Regions from separate parts of the Homo sapiens genome. Here region 2 is linked to region 1. A link is an interaction called in ENCODE POLR2A ChIA-PET data of the cell type or tissue named here. Cell type or tissue: HepG2. All regions are shown on one strand. Each heading gives the region's core, and the rest is flanking DNA. Links, peaks and the distances in the headings are about the cores only. Region 1 overlaps TRAK1 (trafficking kinesin protein 1). Region 2 has its middle 38 kb from the start of TRAK1.

Region 1 (5,000 bases), core at 1-5,000:
AACAGGGCCAGTGGATGGCCAGGAGGATACAGAAATGGGGTAAACCACGTTGTATTTATTAAGACAAATGTGTGTGGAGGGGGAACAATCCACTTTCCGCAATGGATGAGTTAATAATCTCAGTATGTGGGTACATGAGGCTGAGGGAGGAAGGGAAGGTCAGGGTGGGCATACATTTGGCAGTCACCAACATGTGGCTGGTATTACAGCCTTGGGAGAGAGGATATAGACAGAAGCAGGCTGGGCACGCCAACATTTAGAGGAGTACATCACAGTCACCTGAGGATCAATTAGAATGACTATGCCTGACGGTGGGGCCTGGGGAGGATATATAGTCAGGCCTCTGTATCCACCACGGATCAAAAATATTCAGGGGGAAAAAAACAATATAAAATAACAATACAAAATTTTAGGCTGGACATGGTGGCTCACTCCTATAATCCTAGCACTTTGTGAGGCTGAGGTGGGAGGAATGCTTGAGCCAAGGAGTTTGAGACCAGCCTGGGCAACATGGTGAAAACCCTGTCTCTACAAAAAAATATGAAAGTTAGCGAGGCATGGTGGCATGTGCCTGTAGTCCCAACTACTGGGGGGCTGAGGTGGGAGGATGGCTTGAGTCTGGGAGGTTGAGAATGCAGTGAGCCAAGATGGCACCAAGGCACTCACTCCATCCCGGGTGACAGGAGAAGACTGACTCAAAAAAAAAAAATACACCAAACAAAAAAAAAAAAACAAAAAACATAGCATTTACAAGTAATACAAGTAATCTAGACTTAGAGTATATGGAAAGATGTGTACAGGTTAAATGCAAATACTATGCCATTTCATATCAGGGACTTGAGCATCCATGGATTTTGGTATCTGCAGGGGACTGGTTCCAGGGCTGGTTTTTTCCTTTTTCTTTTTTTGAGGCAGAGTCTCGCTCTGTTGCCCAGGCTGGAGTGCAGTGGCACGATCTTGGCTCACTGCAACGTCCACCTCCTAGGCTCAAGCAATCCTACCACCTCAGCCTCCTGAGTAGCTGGGACTACAAGGTGCATACCATCACACCCAGCTTTTTTTTTTTTTTTTTTTAATTTTTTGTAGAGATGGGGTTTCATCATGTTGCCCAGGCTGGTCTCGAACTTCTGGGCTCATATGATCTGCCTGCCTTGGCCTCCTAAAGTGATGGGATTACAGGCGTGAGCCACCACGCCTGGCCAAGGATTGTATTTTTTTTTTAAATTTTATTTATTTTTATTTGTTTGTTGTTCATTTTTGAGATGGAGTCTCACTCTGTCACCCAGGCTGGAGTGCAGTGGCACAATCTCGGCTCACTGCAACCTCTGCCTCCCGGGTTCAAGAGATTCTCCTGTCTCAGCCTCCCAAGTTAGCTGGGATTACAGGTGCACGCCACCATGCCTGGCTAATTTTTGTATTTTTAGTAGAGATGGAGTTTCGCCATGTTAGCCAGGCTGGTCTCAAACTCCTGATCTCAGGTGATCCACCCACCTCAGCCTACCAAAGTGCTGGGATTACAGGCATGAGCCACAGCGCCTGGCAGACTATATTTTTTAAAGCTCTAGGTGCATCAGGGTTGACAGCCACTGATTTGGAAGCTCAGAGGAAGAGGAAAAAGAAAGAACTGGTGAAAGAGGCTGGAAAGACTGTCCAGAGAGACAAAAGGGAACTCTGGGGGCAAGTGAGGCACTGGGAGCCAAGCCAGGAGAGTGACCAGAAGGGAGCGACCACTGTGTCGGCCCTGCTCAAGGGTCAAACAGGATGAGGGGAGACAGGAGCCTCCAGGTACAGTGGTGGAGGTAGAGGGATTCCAGTTAAACTCCATGCCAGATACTCCGGGTCCTCATGCCTTATCTTGAGCAAATTCCCACTCTCCTGGGATGAGCCCTGCATGAGTAAAAAACATGAGGTTCGTTGCCCCATAAAACCAACCGTATAAACGCTTGCTATGTCTGTGACCGTGTGGACACAAGTGAATGAGCAAAGGTGAAAATGGGGGTATAATAATATTACTGTAGGTTCTACTTTATGGACACAACTCTAGAGTGGTGAGGAGACCTGCACACAATTCCTGGCCCCACATACCCTGGCTGTGCAAGGCTTAGCAAGTCAATGCACCCCGCACCTCAGGGGCCCCATGTGAACAATGATGGTTGGACTAGATTAAAGGTCTTTGTTGTTGTTGTTTACTTTTAAGTTCAATTTTTAAAAGTTAAAATGGCAAGGGGAGCTGGTTTAATATGCAGGTTCCCAGACCCCCCTCCCTCCTCCCACATAAGCAAAGTAAGCAACTCAGGGTAGGATGGCACCGAAGGCCTCAAGAGCTGCCTGCATTGGTCCAACCCAGTGCAAAGTCCTTGGGTTAGGTCACGGAAAAAAATAAATAGTCCAGGAGATGTTTTTATCTCCTTAGTCAGAAAACCTGAGCTGAAATGCAAACAAGTCCTCAAAGGATCAGAGGTAAATACCAGTCACTCAGTAAATACTGTTGGCTAATTCCTTAATATTACTTTACAGTAAAAGCAAACGATGGAACAATATTTTGAAACTCTTATTTGCTTCATAACCTTCTCTTCTTAGGAAAAAGCTGCTCCAGGTAAACTCAGGGAGGGTGGTCTGCAGATCATATGCAGGTGAGATATGGATTTTTTTTTTTTTCCCTCAATCAATGCTCCTTAACCAAAAAGTTACATAGAACAGCCCCTGGAAGAAGGGACCAAAAAGAGTTGCATAGCCACCTAAAGACCAATGCAGCAGCTTTCATGTCTGCTGTCTGCTGCGTGTTATGTGACTACAAAAGTCTATAGCACACACTGTCATTTCCACCAGGGATTAGGGAAGTGTGACCTACAAGCCACAGGATGGAGGTGAAAATCACAGGGAAAAAAGAAACCTCATCTTCAAATTAAGCTGTATCAAGCTAAGTGTCACTTGGGACAATGCCCTGAGCCATGAAAAAAAATGAATTTTGAATATGTTAGACATATATTTTATTTATTTATAAATAAATAAGCTACTGACAGATTTTGAAACTAAGGTTTTGATGGGGTTTTTGCTTTTTTTGTATTTCACCAGATGAATTTCATTCTTAAACAAGAAGTTTTCTTGTCCCCTTTGTAGCTAATCTGAGATACTGGGTAAGAGATGGAGTCAGACCAGACAAACTAGGTCTGACTCACCTTGCTAGGTATGTGACTTTTCCCTAACTTCCCTGAGCCTCGCCATCCTCATGTGCAGAATGCAAGAGTATTAAATTCAGGCCACTCTGAGGATTACCCAGCACACTGCAAGTACCGTACGTTGACTATGCTTTCTCCCAAATGTCCCATCGTTGTGGGTATATTTGTTTTGTGGGTCATTTTAATTTTCTGTGTTTCTCAGACTCAGGAGTTACAAGTCCACCTGACTGGGAGAAGCACTAAAACTTCTCTGAAAAGGTCATTGTACCACCTGGCAAAGGTGGATGCCCAAAGCTTTCTCGCCTCTTCTTAGGAAGTCAAGTGAGGGCCAAATTTAAAAGGTAAAGCCGCGTTTCTCCACTCAGGGGGAGGATGTGCAGGAAGGGGCTGTGTCTGCTCTGATCTGCATAGCAATGTGTAGCTGGCCCTCTTCTCTAGGATTTCTCACGTAGGGGAGCGTATCAGAACCCCAGCGCTCCTTATCCCCATGCCCGCCCACAACCGAGAACCTCTGCCCTAATCGATGCAGGCTACCTTGTCTTCTCACACGCCTCAAAACTGATACAACATACTGGTGAGTCACAGCATCTCCAGGGTTACACACGTGTAAACAAACACACGAAACCCAAAAAGGATACCATGCACACAGCAGGACTCTGAACCTGTGCCTTCTGGTGACGCTCTGCCAGTTTGGCAAGGCTCACAGACCCTTTCCTCAGGAGAAAGCTTTGAAGACGTAAAATACAAAGGACTGAAAAGGAAAACAATTCCATCTAAAACTTGAAAAACTCTGGGATATTAACAACGACAAAAAAAGGCTGTGATATCTGATAAGTGCTTCTTTATTAAAGAATAAAAGAAATAAAAGATCTAAATAAATAAGACAGAATTCCAGTGTATTCCACAACACTCAGCCTTCCACACGTCCATTTCACCTATAACAAAACAGCTCTACCCAACTGTGACATGAAATAAAAGATCTATCAGCACATTTAACAACAAATGTAACTTCATGGCAGTGATGAACAAAGGCAGTTATTCAAAGTAACTGCTTCCACTGAAGCATGACATGAAAATATCTGTGATTTCTACTGGTGACAATATCACAGGTCCTGCTAATACCACTGTGCCTATGTGTGTCTATGTTCATAACTAAAGGAAATGCTGCATTTCAGTTAGAAGTTAATAAAAATAAAAGTAATTTTTTTGCTCCTTTTTAAGTGCATGGAACCCCTAAATTCTCTCTACAGACCCTTTAGGGGTAGCAGGACCTTAGTGAGAGAGCTCTGCTCTACAGGGTCCTGTATTTAAGAGTTAACACCTGATCGTTCAATTAACAGATATTTAGGAAATAGCTATGTTGCTCTAACTACAGGAACCACAGAAGATACAGAATTAAGTTAAGGCTTGGAGGCAAGCAGGCTCTAAGAACTTTCAGAATCTCTGCTCAATGTTTATTTTGGTTCTTCCAGTTTTATCATAAGTTGTGTTATCTACTACCAGGATTTCTCCTTTTTTCTTAACTGTATAACTAAAAACAAAGCAAACAAACAAAAAAGACACTCACTCTCTGTTCAAGTCTACTGTTTGTTTTTTCGTTTGTTTGTTTGTTTGTTTTGAGATGGAGTTTCGCTCTTGTTGCCCAGGCTGGAGTACAATGGCACGATCTCAGCTCACCACAATCTCCGCCTCCCAGGTTCAAGTGATTCTCCTGCCTCAGCCTCCCAAGTAGCTGGGATTACAGGCATCTGCCACCATGCCTGGCTAATTTTTATATTTTTAGTAGAGATGGGGTTTCTCCACGTTGGTCAGGCTGGTCTC
Region 2 (11,940 bases), core at 3,247-8,246, 77 kb after region 1:
ATATACACGCATGCATACACACCTGGATTTATTTTAAATTCAGTAAATTAGCACTTTATCTTTAAAAAAATTGCAGCACAGAGCAGATGGTAAAGAGTAAATCTCTTAAGATACACATTTTTTCACATTTCAATATCTCTAAAATTGAATTTTGTCTTATAGCCAATCGTCCTTTACTATGCTTACTTTGTAGCATTTTTTGCTTTCTTAGAGGTACATAAAGCAATGGCGTATCTTACGATCTGTTGTGTGTGGGGGTGGGAGCTCAGCGCAACAATTCAAATGGGCCACCAAACAATGGGCAAGGCCCACAATGGACATTAAAGGGAGATCCCTGCATCAGCCAGGAGGTAGGACAGGTTGACTTTAAAGGTTCCCTCCAGGCCAGGCATGGTGGCTCATGCCTGTAATCCCAGCACTTTGAGAGGCCGAGGCAGGCAGATCGTCCAAGGTCAGGTGTTCAAGACCAGACCAGCCAACATGGTGAAACCTCGTCTCTACCAAAAATACATTAAAAAATAAGCTGGGCGTTGTGGCGGGGGCGCCTGTAATCCCAGCTACTGGGGAGGCTGAGGCAGGAGAATTGCTTGAACCCGGGAGGCAGAGGTTGCAGTGAGCTGAGATCACACCACTGCACTCCAGCCTGGGCAACAAGAGTGAGACTCTGTCTCAAAAAATAAATAAATTAAATTAAATTTAAAAATAAAGGTTCCCTCCAGTCCTCAGTTATCATAATAAAGATGAACATGATAAAATGAAATTTAAAGGCAAAAGCATACTTACAAACAAACCTTGTCTTCGTCAATCTCCACAACTGCCAAGGTACATGAGTATTATCTATATTTTAAAGATGAGGAGGTTCCAAGGAGTATTTTACCCAGAAGCCGGCCACAAGTCTCACTTCCCAATGAAATGCCCACTGTGGCAGAGCAGTAAGAGAAGCAGCAGCCAAACCAGAAGAGCTTAAAGGTGGCAAAAATAACCCAACCAAGGGGCGAAGGGCAAACCTGGGTAGCAGTAAAGGAGGAAATGATATTTGAGTTCAGCTTTACAAGGAAGCTCACTGAATGACATGTTCAGGTTTACAGGCATTTAAAATGAAAACGCCTTTCAGTTGGTTGTATTTTCTGGTTCCTTCAAATACTTAAGAATAAAAGCACAAACTGATTAACATGGTGTGGGCCACGTGTCAGGTGAACCAGGGTGAGTTCTCCAGGTTACAGGACACTTGATGGAGGAGAGACATGTGGCCTGCCCAAGATGCAAATGAGACAGAGCCAACCCCAGAATCTAAGTTCGTCTGCTCCCTTTCTGCTTGGCCACACACAGCAGGTCAGTGCTCGCCTTCCAGCAGGTTCTCCTCAGATCACAAGATGAGAGCAGCAGATACAGCATCACCAGCAAACATAACAAAACCTCCCCAGGAAACTGCAGCCCACTTGTTCTGATCCCAATCGGCCCAGTCACAACTACAGCAAAGGGAATGGGGCCACTGTGATTGGCCTGGACCAATCAATACCCACTGGACGCCTCCTCAACCCCTACTCCAGCATGCTGCAAAGGAGGCTTAAGAATGGAATGAAATCTGGATTCTATTAGGAAAGAAGAAAGTGTGGCAGAGATGGATGTGAATTGGCAATCAATTTCTGTTACTCCCATCATTCACCCTTCATTCCTTCCCTTCTTCCTTCATTCAAGAAGCAGGACCGTGAACCTACTGTCAGTCTTTGTGGAGAAAACAATTGCACAAAACTGGATTCCAGCCCTCCAGGAGCTCATGGTCCATCCATATTTACATAAGAATATTCCATTTTCCTTGGTATCCAAAGTAGCACTGGACAGCCCAGGTGGTCTAAACAGCAAAGAGTAATTTAGAGTGCCTTTAATTACTGCACCTTAAAATGCACCAGTGTCCTAGTTCCCATCTTCATGATCACTGCCAGCCAGGAGGTTGCTGGATCTCAATCGGCCAAAGTGGCAGAAGGTGCCCTTCACCAGGTCCCTGTTCTATTCATGGCAGCTGTGCACGGCTCAGGTTACAGGTTGGTTCAAATCCACAGAAAACTGGCTCCTCTAACTGAGGCAATTTTGGTACTTTACTTTGTCTCTCACACAAGATTTTTATTTTTAAAATCCTAATATTGGAAATAGAAATGTTGAGCTAAAAGGTATTAAGAAGGATGTAGAATAGCCTATTATTACAATCGGGGCAGAAAAAAGGACTGTGAATTCAAAAATATACAAGCACTCAATATTGTATCCTAACATGGCATACATTTAAAGGTTAAGATATGAAAAATGCATACTTTTATGTTGCACTTGGGACAATATTAAAAAGTGGAAATTTTAACCTTTCTTCTAGATTTCTGGGTAAACAAAAGAATGTTTTTAATTTCAAAATTTCTAATAATTCTCCAGGGTAAAATAATCTCTTTAATAATCAGCTAATAACTTTGCTCAATATAATTTTAAAATCAATTATATAAAATATTTCTGCTTCTGTTGAAATGTTTTTAACATCTGTTATCCAATAATTATTTCAATAATAATTTCAAAAGTCAACAAGCACATGAAAAAATGCTCAACATCATTAACCATCAGGAAAATGCAAATCAAAACCATAATGAGATACCACTTCATACCCACAAGGATTTCTATAATCAAAAAGACAGATAATAACAAGCATTGGCAAGGACATGGACAAACCAGAACCCTCACTCACTGCTGGTGGGAATGTAAAATAGCGCAGCCACTTTGGAAAACAGTCTGGCAATTTATCAAAATGTTAAATACAGAGTTACCACATGATCTAGCAATTCCTCTCATAGGTATCAACATAAAGAAATGAAAACAAATGTCCACAATAAAAAAAAGTCTACAGATGTTCACAGCAACATTATTCACAATAGCCAAAAAGTGGAAATAATCCAAAAGTTTACCAACTAATGAAAGGATAAACTAAATATTAAAAATACATAACAATGGAATATTATACAGCAATAATAAGGAATGAAGTACTGATACCTACTACAACATGGGTGAACTCTGAAAACGTTATGCTAAGTGAAAAAAGCCAGTCACAAAGGACTACATATTGTATGATTCCATGTATAACAAATGTCCAAAAGAGGAAAGTCTATACAAACATAAAGTAGATTAGTAGTTGCCTGGGGCTAGAGGATTGGGGGAAATGGGGAGTAACTGCTAATGGATACAGGGTTTCTTTTGCGGGTGAAGAAAGTGTTCTAAAATTTATTGTGGATGGCCGGGCACAGTGGCTCACATCTATAATCTCAGCACTTTGGCAGGCGAGGAAGGAGGATCGCTTGAAGCCAGGAGTTCAAGACCAGCCTTGGCAACATAAGGAGACTCCATCTTTACAAAAAAATTAAAAAATTAGCAGAGCATGGTGGCACACGCCTGTGATCTCAGCTACTCAGGAAGCTGATATGGGAGGATTGCCTGGGCCCAGGAGGTCGAGGCTGCAGTAAGCCATGATCACACCATTGCATTCCAGCTTGGGCAACAGAGCAAGAGAACCTGTCTCAACAAATAAGATTTGCTGTGGTGATGTTGCACAACTCTGTAAACACTGAAAACCATTGAATTCCATACTTTAGATGTGACAACTGAATGGTATGTTAATCATATCTCAATAAAGCTGTTATTTTAACAAAGCTTTTTAAAAAGTCTATGGGAGAGAGTTTTATAAAGAGAGAGAGTTTTACGGGCAGTTTCTTTGGGGTGTCAGAACTATTTTGTATCCTTGGGGTGGTTACATGACTCTATACATGTGTTAAAATTCAGGCTGGGTGCAGTGGCTCACTCTTGTAATCCCAGCACTTTGGGAGGCCAAGGAGGACAGACCACTTGAGGTCAGGAGTTTGAGGCCAGCCTGGCCAACATGGCGAAACCCTGTCTCTACTAAAAATACAAAAATTAGCTGGGTATGATGGCACATGCCTGTAAATCCAGCTACTATGGAGGCTGAGACAGGAGAATTTCCTGAACCTGGAAGGCAGAGATTGCAGTAAGCCAGATCGCGCCACTGTATTCCAGCCTGGGTGACAGAGTGAGACTCTGTCTCAAAAAAAAAAAAAAAAAAAAAAAAAAAAAAAAAATCTAGTTTGCTGTAGATCATTTACAAATTAAAAAAAAATTTAAGTCTACAGCTTTGGGCATACACAGCTGTATTATTAACAAAAGTTCAGAGATAATCATGGCAATGGTTAGTTTGTAAAATGGAAAATGATTCAACTTTCACTGACTTAGTTATGTTTGCTTCAGGGAATAAAAAAGTTATTTCCACTTTTCACCATACATACAATTTCTACTATATATAAAATAACTTCAAAAATATTTCTACCATGCTGGGAACAAGTACGATGGTGGTAAAAGAGGAGAAGGCTGTTTTTATAGAAAACAGCTGAGTCTTCCAATGGAATGAATGCTTCTTCCAGGCACCAGGCTAGGTAGAAATGTGAAGTCCTTGGTTCTTGGTCTGGCTATATAACTGATTTGCTGGTGAGGTGACCTGGGGTGAGTTATTTATGATTCTCCTGCTTAAACTCACCTACGGCTTCCTATCATTGCTAAAATAAAACCCAAGCTCCTGATTCTGGCTTGCAAGGCTCTCAAGGTGCACCCTGTACCTGCCTCTCCTTGCCTCTGCCTACCAGGCTGGGGCACCAGATGAGGAAGGACAGCAGGGTGGACCATGAAACCAGCCAGGCCTGACTCTCCAGCCAAAGGGGGTGCTGAAGGAGGTCACTCACTTCAAAAGTATTTATTGATTATGTTGACAAAGTGCTTAGCACAGTACTTAGCACATAAGGAGCCCTGAATATTTCGTTATTCAGGTAAATAATGAAATTCATTTTTCATTGAGTATGCACAGATACATACTCAAATGTTAGCTTGCTTTATAAGGACAGGTCGCTGTCTACCCTGAATCCTCAACACCCCAGTGGTAATTAGCAGGTGCTCACTAAATCTACTGACTCCACGATGTTGGTCTTAGGAAACAGGGAAGATTCAGGGAGAGTCAGAGTGTTTAGAGAAATTCCAATTAAACTCAAAAGAGACCTTTGTGCATCCAAGTATCTTTTGTCACAGCTTAAGCAAGCATCAGAGTAGGGCAGACTGATTGCAGGGCCAGAGATTTTGGTCCCAATTGTGTGGGATGAGCAGTCAATCCATCAAAGGTAACAGAAAAAGCAAAGGTAGCCCTCGGCACGTGGGGTTTCATTTTCCCTTGGTGAGGGAGGGGAAAGGCGGTATGATGGACTTGGGATACTCCTTCACCCGGGCAGTTCAGGCCTACTCTACTTGACCAGCCCAGGTCAGGCAGGGGCAGCGTGGACTTGGCTCGGGCAGGTCCTGGGTGTGGGTGCCAACCCAGCTTTTGCCAGGTCCTCTGGGCCTAGATCCTGGGGGCGGGGTGAGGAGGCAGTGGCTTCCATAATACTGATTTCTCCAGCCTACACCAGGGTCCAGGAGGAAAGAAGCCCATACCACAGAATGGGGCCCTACACAAAGTATCCCCAGCTCCCCCAAGAAGGCTGACTCCCCACCCCATCCCCAGAACAGTCATTTGCCCTAAGGGTCCTCTTTTACCCTCCCCCTTTGCCATCCCCCGCCCCCCCCCCCCACCCGACTCTGAATGGGACTGCAGTCTTTTCTCTCTGAGTGCCTTTTTTTCTGGAGGCAGGGAGGGGGAGGCGGTCCATTATCCACCTTTTCTTTTTCTTCACACGGAAAATGAGCTCGGCTATCACACTACACGAACTGTAAACATTAGAGAAAAGTCAGCCAGACAGAGTCCATAAGGTCCACTAGCTTACACAAACGGGAAAGAAAAGACTTCACTGTGTGGGCCACTGCCTGGGAGAAGCAAGATCTCATAAAAACAGCCATTGTTCAGAAGGAAAGAATCAGACAGCTTTAGTCCAGGCAGCACATGAAAAAGCAACATTCAGCCAGCTTGCAGAGTCAGGAAATCTAAATGGCAATGGAGTAGCCCAGTCAGTCAGCTCCCCCTGTCTTTCCCCTTAACAGAGGTCCAAAATGTGCCAGTAGCACCAACAACTCCAAATGCCTTGGGAAAATGACTTCTTCGGGGACTACGCATTCAGCCACCAGTTTTCTCAGAGCTGGGGACCTCTGATAGCCACTGACATCCTGGAGCCCTTACCACCTCAGTCCTTAACACTGTGGTGTCACGGGACTCTTTCATAATGGGGGAGGGGGCAATACAGAACAATGCATACAATGGGATCCCAACTAGATTAAATGCACATCCTGCATGCACACAGAATAAAGATTAGAAGGAAATCCCCAGTATGCCAACTGTTATCACTGGCATCCACACGAGACCCAGTTACTTCTTCACATGACGCAGAGTAGCCCAAGTTATTTTTTTCCTTCAAGACTGAATCATGCTTTTTGCTCCAATTGGCTACTTTCCTAAATCAGAGGCTGAATCTGCTCAACAATAGCATAAGAGGCCTTAAGCTGGAGGGTTATTTCCCTGAGGAAGCCTCAGATAAGACTACTGTTCCCTCCTTCCAGGCTATGTGGGAGCAACCCCCAAACCCAGAAGGACTGACTTTTGCACCAGTCTACAAGATCATCTAAACCAGTAAAGAGCATCAGAATCTCCTGAAGGGCTTGTTAGAACACAGATTGCTGGGCCCCCATGCCTGAGTTTCTGAGGTCTGAAGACCCAAGAATTTGCATTTCTGACAAGCTCCCAGTGATGCTGACGGTACTGGTTGGGGACTATAGTGAGGGCTACTGCTGAAAGAGCAAGTAATGTCAAGCCACATAATCCCTAAGATATGACACAATGGACTGTTCAGCACAGGGCTGATGCCATGTCCCTTAGAGACCCGCCCAGGTGGTGCTTCTTTAATTTATAATCATCTTTAACTACTTTGTGAGTTTGGACTTCACAGATTACTCCTTGCTTCTGATGGAGTCTGCAGATTTAATCATTCAAAAGCTGGTCACATGCTAAGCTGTCATATCACAAAGGCACAGGGTGGCTTCCAAATGAGTCACGTCACTGGGTAGTAGAGAAGATAGGGCTCAAAGAGGAATAAGTTTAAGAAGGAAAAAAATCTCAGCCACACACATCTGGATAGCCACCAGGACTGTATTCTGGGAATTGGGGGTGAAGCAGCCAGACCTCCATTGTCTTTCATGTCTTAAAAGATAAAGGTCTCTCAGTCTCCCAGATCACTCAGAATTCTCCATCCTATCTTTCTCATAATGGCTCATTCAAGTGCAAGTAGCAAAGGGCTAGCCATCTCCTCTGAGCCTTTGAAGGCCAGTTCACTCAGGTCGTGGGCCATCGAATAGCCACTCAGCTGCTCAAGCTGGTCCATATGGAGAAAGGACAGCCAAAGCAAGAAAATAAGCTGCAGATGTTGGCCCAGGATTTAGAGAAAGCTGCAGATAAAGGGGAAGTCCCTGCTAAGAGCATCTGACCTTCCAACAGGGTTAATACCATCCCCACCTTGGTGGAAAATGAGAAGGCATGGATCCACTGGGTTGGCTGTCTTCCTCCCTCTCTTGGGCATAGAATGGAGGCTCCCTACTGAATTATCAAAGGAAACGCCATAGAAAAATCTGCACCACCCTCACCTTCACTGGTTAATTCAGACAACTAAGAGCTCTCTCTGGCTAGAATGGTGAAAGCTATCAGGATCTACAACAATGACAGATATGATGAGATCTGCACTGCTGGGGAGGCAATGCCCTGGGCCACAAACCCAAGGCTTGCACAGCCAAGCCCACCTGGAAAAGACAAAGGCCAAACAAGTTGCCATGAAACTGGATTAAAAATTAAATGAATGCCAGGCGCGGCAGCTCAAGCCCATAATCCCTGCACTTTGGGAGACCAAGGCAGGTAGACTGCTTGTGCCCAGGAGTTCAAGACCAGCCTGGGAAACATGGCGAGACCCAACTGCTACAAAAAATAATAAAATTTAAAATTTTTAAGAATTAAATGTATAATGTGAGCTCTTCTGCACATAAAAATAAAAATTCTCCTTCAAAATAAGAAAGTGAACCAGAGGGTCTCCGACTTTATTTCCTTAATTCCCACCAAAGTGACCATAAAGGAAGTTTTTAAAAGATATAATAATGACCAGCCTGGCCAACATGGTGAAACCCCGTCTCTACTAAAAATACAAAAATTAGCTGGGCGCGGTGGCACAGGCCTGTAATCCCAGCTACTCAGAAGGCTGAGGCAGGAGAATTGCTTGAACCCAGGAAGTGGAGGTTGCAGTGAGCTGAGATAGCACTACTGTACTCCAACCTGGGCAATAGAGCAAGACTCCATCTCAAAAAAAATAAAAATTAAAAATAAGATATAATAAACCCACAAGGACAAAGAAAACGGAAAAAAGGATGAAAATTTTTGACAGATTTTTGGAAGATGAAAAAACAGCTAGACAAAGCCTAACTGCCTTAATGGGACAAGGCCAAGATTACCTGCAGGGGTCCCAAGGAAAAGCGATGAACTCTAAGGGGGTTCAGGGCTTGTAGGAACTGGGCTTTGGAGGGTAGTAAGGGAGAATCAGGCTTATAGCTAAAAACGGGAGGACTGACCCAAGGTTCATATAAATGAGCACTGATACCTCTCCAGCTCCTGCAGGTCCTCACCTTCCTGAACGCCCGGGCAATGGTCCCTTCTCCACTGCAGCAGAAACTGATCAGAGAAAGTGAACACACAAGCTTAGGCTCTGGAACACCAGGCACAAATGAAAGTAGGATTGAGAATGGATTGTAAATCTATACTTAGCAGTGTAAGACCCCCGACTCTCACACCCCCCCACCCTCAGTTCCCTTCCCCAACTCGACTGACAAAGCATCATCAGCCAAGCAGGGGACTGGAGGGCTCCCCTCTGGGCAAACCAACCAGTCCAAGGGAAAAAACTACCAATACCCAAACAGTCCCCGGTGAAAAAGGCCAAGTGTCTTATTGTTCATAACACAGCCCTACTGTCAACAAGCCCTGCTCTGCACATAGAGCTCCAGCCAGCTCCCTCAAATGAGGACAACCAAAGACCACTAGACACCTGAGGAAAGCCTCCAACTTGCAGACAGACACCAAAGCAAACAGAGAAAGAAGCCAGGAAACAGAGACGATGCATAGAACAGAAGAAAACTTCCAAAAATCATCATTAATGCCTTCAGAGAGAGAAGGCACTGTATCCAGAAAATAAGACTAGGACACTCATTCCAAAAAAGTTAGGAGGGGCTTTTGAAAGCTACAAAGAAAGCTTTTGAAAATTAAAGAATAGTAGAAATAAGAAAAATAAAAGGACTAAGGATAAAGCTGAGGAAATACCAAACAAATGAAAGAATGAGAATTAAGAATAGAGAATGAAGAAAAACAGAGGATCAATTCCAGAGGATATCCAGATTGAGAAAACAGAGGGACAATGAGAGGAGGAAATTATCAAAGAAATGATACAAGAAACCTTCCTAGAAATAAAGAATATAAACTTCTAGATGGAAAGGTTCATACTAAGAAATGGGTGATGGAAAAAGTAAGTAAATAAATAAATAAATAATTTTAAAAAATAGATGGAAAGGGCCCACTGAGTGCCTGGCATAATGAATTTTAAAAGTACCACCCAGTACCCCAAAATTTAGATATTTCTAAAAGCTTTCAGAGAAAAAAAAAATGAATGACATAAAAAAGGAAGAGGAACCAAGATGGCAAAAGACTTCTTAACAACAGGTGGTTAAAAGAACTATGAGGGAAAATTATTTCAACCTAGAATTCCATATCCATTTCAACCAGCAGTCAAGCATGGGAGCAGAATAAAAATAACATCCCTGCTGGGTGCGGTGGTTCATGCCTGCAAGGCCAAAGTGAGTGGATCACTTGAGTCCAGGAGTTCAAGACCAGCCTGGGCAACATGGTGAAACTCCGTTTCTACTAAAAACCCCAAAAAATACCTGGGCATGATGGTGGGCACCTGTAATCCCAACTATTCAAAAGGCTGATGCAGAAGGATTGCTTGAGGCCACGAGGTTGAGACTGCAGTGAGCTCAACATAGTGGGGAACAGAGTGACACCCTGTCTCAGAAGATAAAAATAATAATGTCCCATGTACAAGGATATTATTTAGAATGACAGAGGCAGGCCAGGCACAGTGGCTCACATCTGTAATCCCAGCACTTTGGGAGGCTGAGGCAAGTGGATTGCTTTGAGCTCATGAGCTCAAGACCAGCCTGGGCAACATGGGGAAACCCCGTCTCTACTAAAAATACAAAAATTGTTGTGGGGTGTGCTGGTGTGCGCCTGTGGTCCCAGCTACTCAGGAAGCTGAGATGGGAGGATCCCTTGAGCCCAGGGTGGAGGTTGCAGTGAGCTGAGATCGCACCACTGCACTCCAGTCTAGGTGACAGACAAAGACACTGTCTCAAAAAAAAAAAAAAAGAAAAGAACTGTAGAGGAAAAAAAGAACTGTAACCGAAGAAAAAGAAAAAGTTACAAGTTAGAAACAGTGACTTTTCGGGAACAAGACTAAGAGTAGAGCAGGTGGAACACAGAATAGAATCCACAGTGGTTTTCATTGACCTTTGAGTAGCATTTGCCTTTTTTAAAACCACATACATGGAATTAGCAGGAAATACATTGAACTGAGAGCCATGCTGACATTACTCTTGGGCACTGTGGTGGCTCATGCCTGTAATCCCAAAACTTTAGTTTTGTGCACTGTGAGTATGCACAAAAGTAAAGTTATTTCAGACCCGTGGTAAACTCTACAGGTTCAACGGCCTATCTCTCAGTAGATAAAATGTAAGGAAAAGAAAGGCCTGGAGGGGGACCTGCAGATTGAAAAAGACAACATACATATCAAGTTCTTAAGAACAGGCAAAATTTTATGTTGCCTAGAGATTATGATAAAAAGATGGCAGTTACTCTTGGAGTGGAGGAGAGAGGGGTTACTAAGGAAGCTGGCAAAGTTCTATTTTCTGACCTGGATGTTTATTGTAGAAGGATTTATCTTATAATTCACCATCCTATTACTGTTTTGTGTGGCTTTGTGCATGTGATTTTACCAAAAAAAAAAAAAAAAAGAAAAGAAACTATGGGGGGGAGTGTTTTAAAAAGCTATGTGCATATGATTGCCTTGATGAAAATGAATTATTTAAAAATAAAGTCAGGCAGACGTAACACACACAGAAGTTTCTCTGGCAAGATGTTCCCTGCTACCAACACTAGGTATTTCTGAGTAGTACAATTTGGGATGGTTTCTTACTTTCATCTCTTTCCTAAATAATTGGAACCTTTAAAATTGGTTGGAACACAAAAATAGTCATTATTTTACATTAAAGTTAACTATAGGTATCTATGGGTGCCAGAGTTTCCATCTTCCTTCTTTTGTCCTGACTTTACCTAATTAATGCCAAACCTAGAAGTGTGGGACAGAAATTAGAAAAAGTAAATCTTAAGTCCACTTTTCTACTTTTCAGATCTGCTAAAGGATCAGCTTTTATGGCCAGATGTGGTGGCTTACGCCTGTAATCCCAACACTGGGAGGCTAAGGCAGGAATGTGGCTTAAAGTCAGGAGTTCAAGACCAGCCTGGGAAACAAAGCAAGACCCCATCTCTACAAAAAGTTAAAAAAAAAAAAAAATCACCCGGGCACAGTGGTGTGTACCTGTAGTCCCAGCTTCTTGGAAGGCTGAGGTGGGAGGATCACTTGAGCCCAGGAGTTCAAGGCTGCAGTGAGCTATGATCATGCCACTACAATCCAGCCTGGGCGACAGATTTAAAAAAAAAAAAAAAAAAAAAAAAAGATCAGTTTTTGTGAGAGTATTTATACTCCCCTTGTCTCCATTAAACATATGAAGACAATTCAGGTACACAATAACTATGCATTTTTAGAACAGCTTTTCCTTTTAAAAAGTACA

The links. ChIA-PET counts read pairs that join two places held together with the same protein. Peaks named below come from ENCODE experiments on the same cell type or tissue, not always from the same donor. Only the 100,000 strongest peaks of a DNase experiment are listed, where the experiment ranks them.
Region 2: POLR2A ChIA-PET joins it to region 1 with 5 read pairs; 3 of 35 experiments call an interaction of 5 or more read pairs at or near these places.

Annotation. Positions count from the first base shown.
Region 1 is chr3:42,127,977-42,132,976 of GRCh38, reverse strand. The region is part of intron 2 of TRAK1 (trafficking kinesin protein 1); the gene reads right to left. Among named protein-coding and RNA genes, the nearest start is that of TRAK1, 39 kb to the right of the region's middle. In HepG2, for the core only: no CTCF peak of the experiment used is centred there; DNase peaks (open chromatin) are centred at 2,366, 2,776, 3,206 and 3,776.
Region 2 is chr3:42,047,086-42,059,025 of GRCh38, reverse strand. It overlaps a transcript of TRAK1 not described here and the pseudogene RPL7AP83. Among named protein-coding and RNA genes, the nearest start is that of TRAK1, 38 kb to the left of the region's middle. RefSeq lists enhancers at 1,394-1,503, 7,003-7,504. In HepG2, for the core only: no CTCF peak of the experiment used is centred there; DNase peaks (open chromatin) are centred at 3,545, 5,262 and 5,845; H3K4me3 peaks cover 1,584 bases.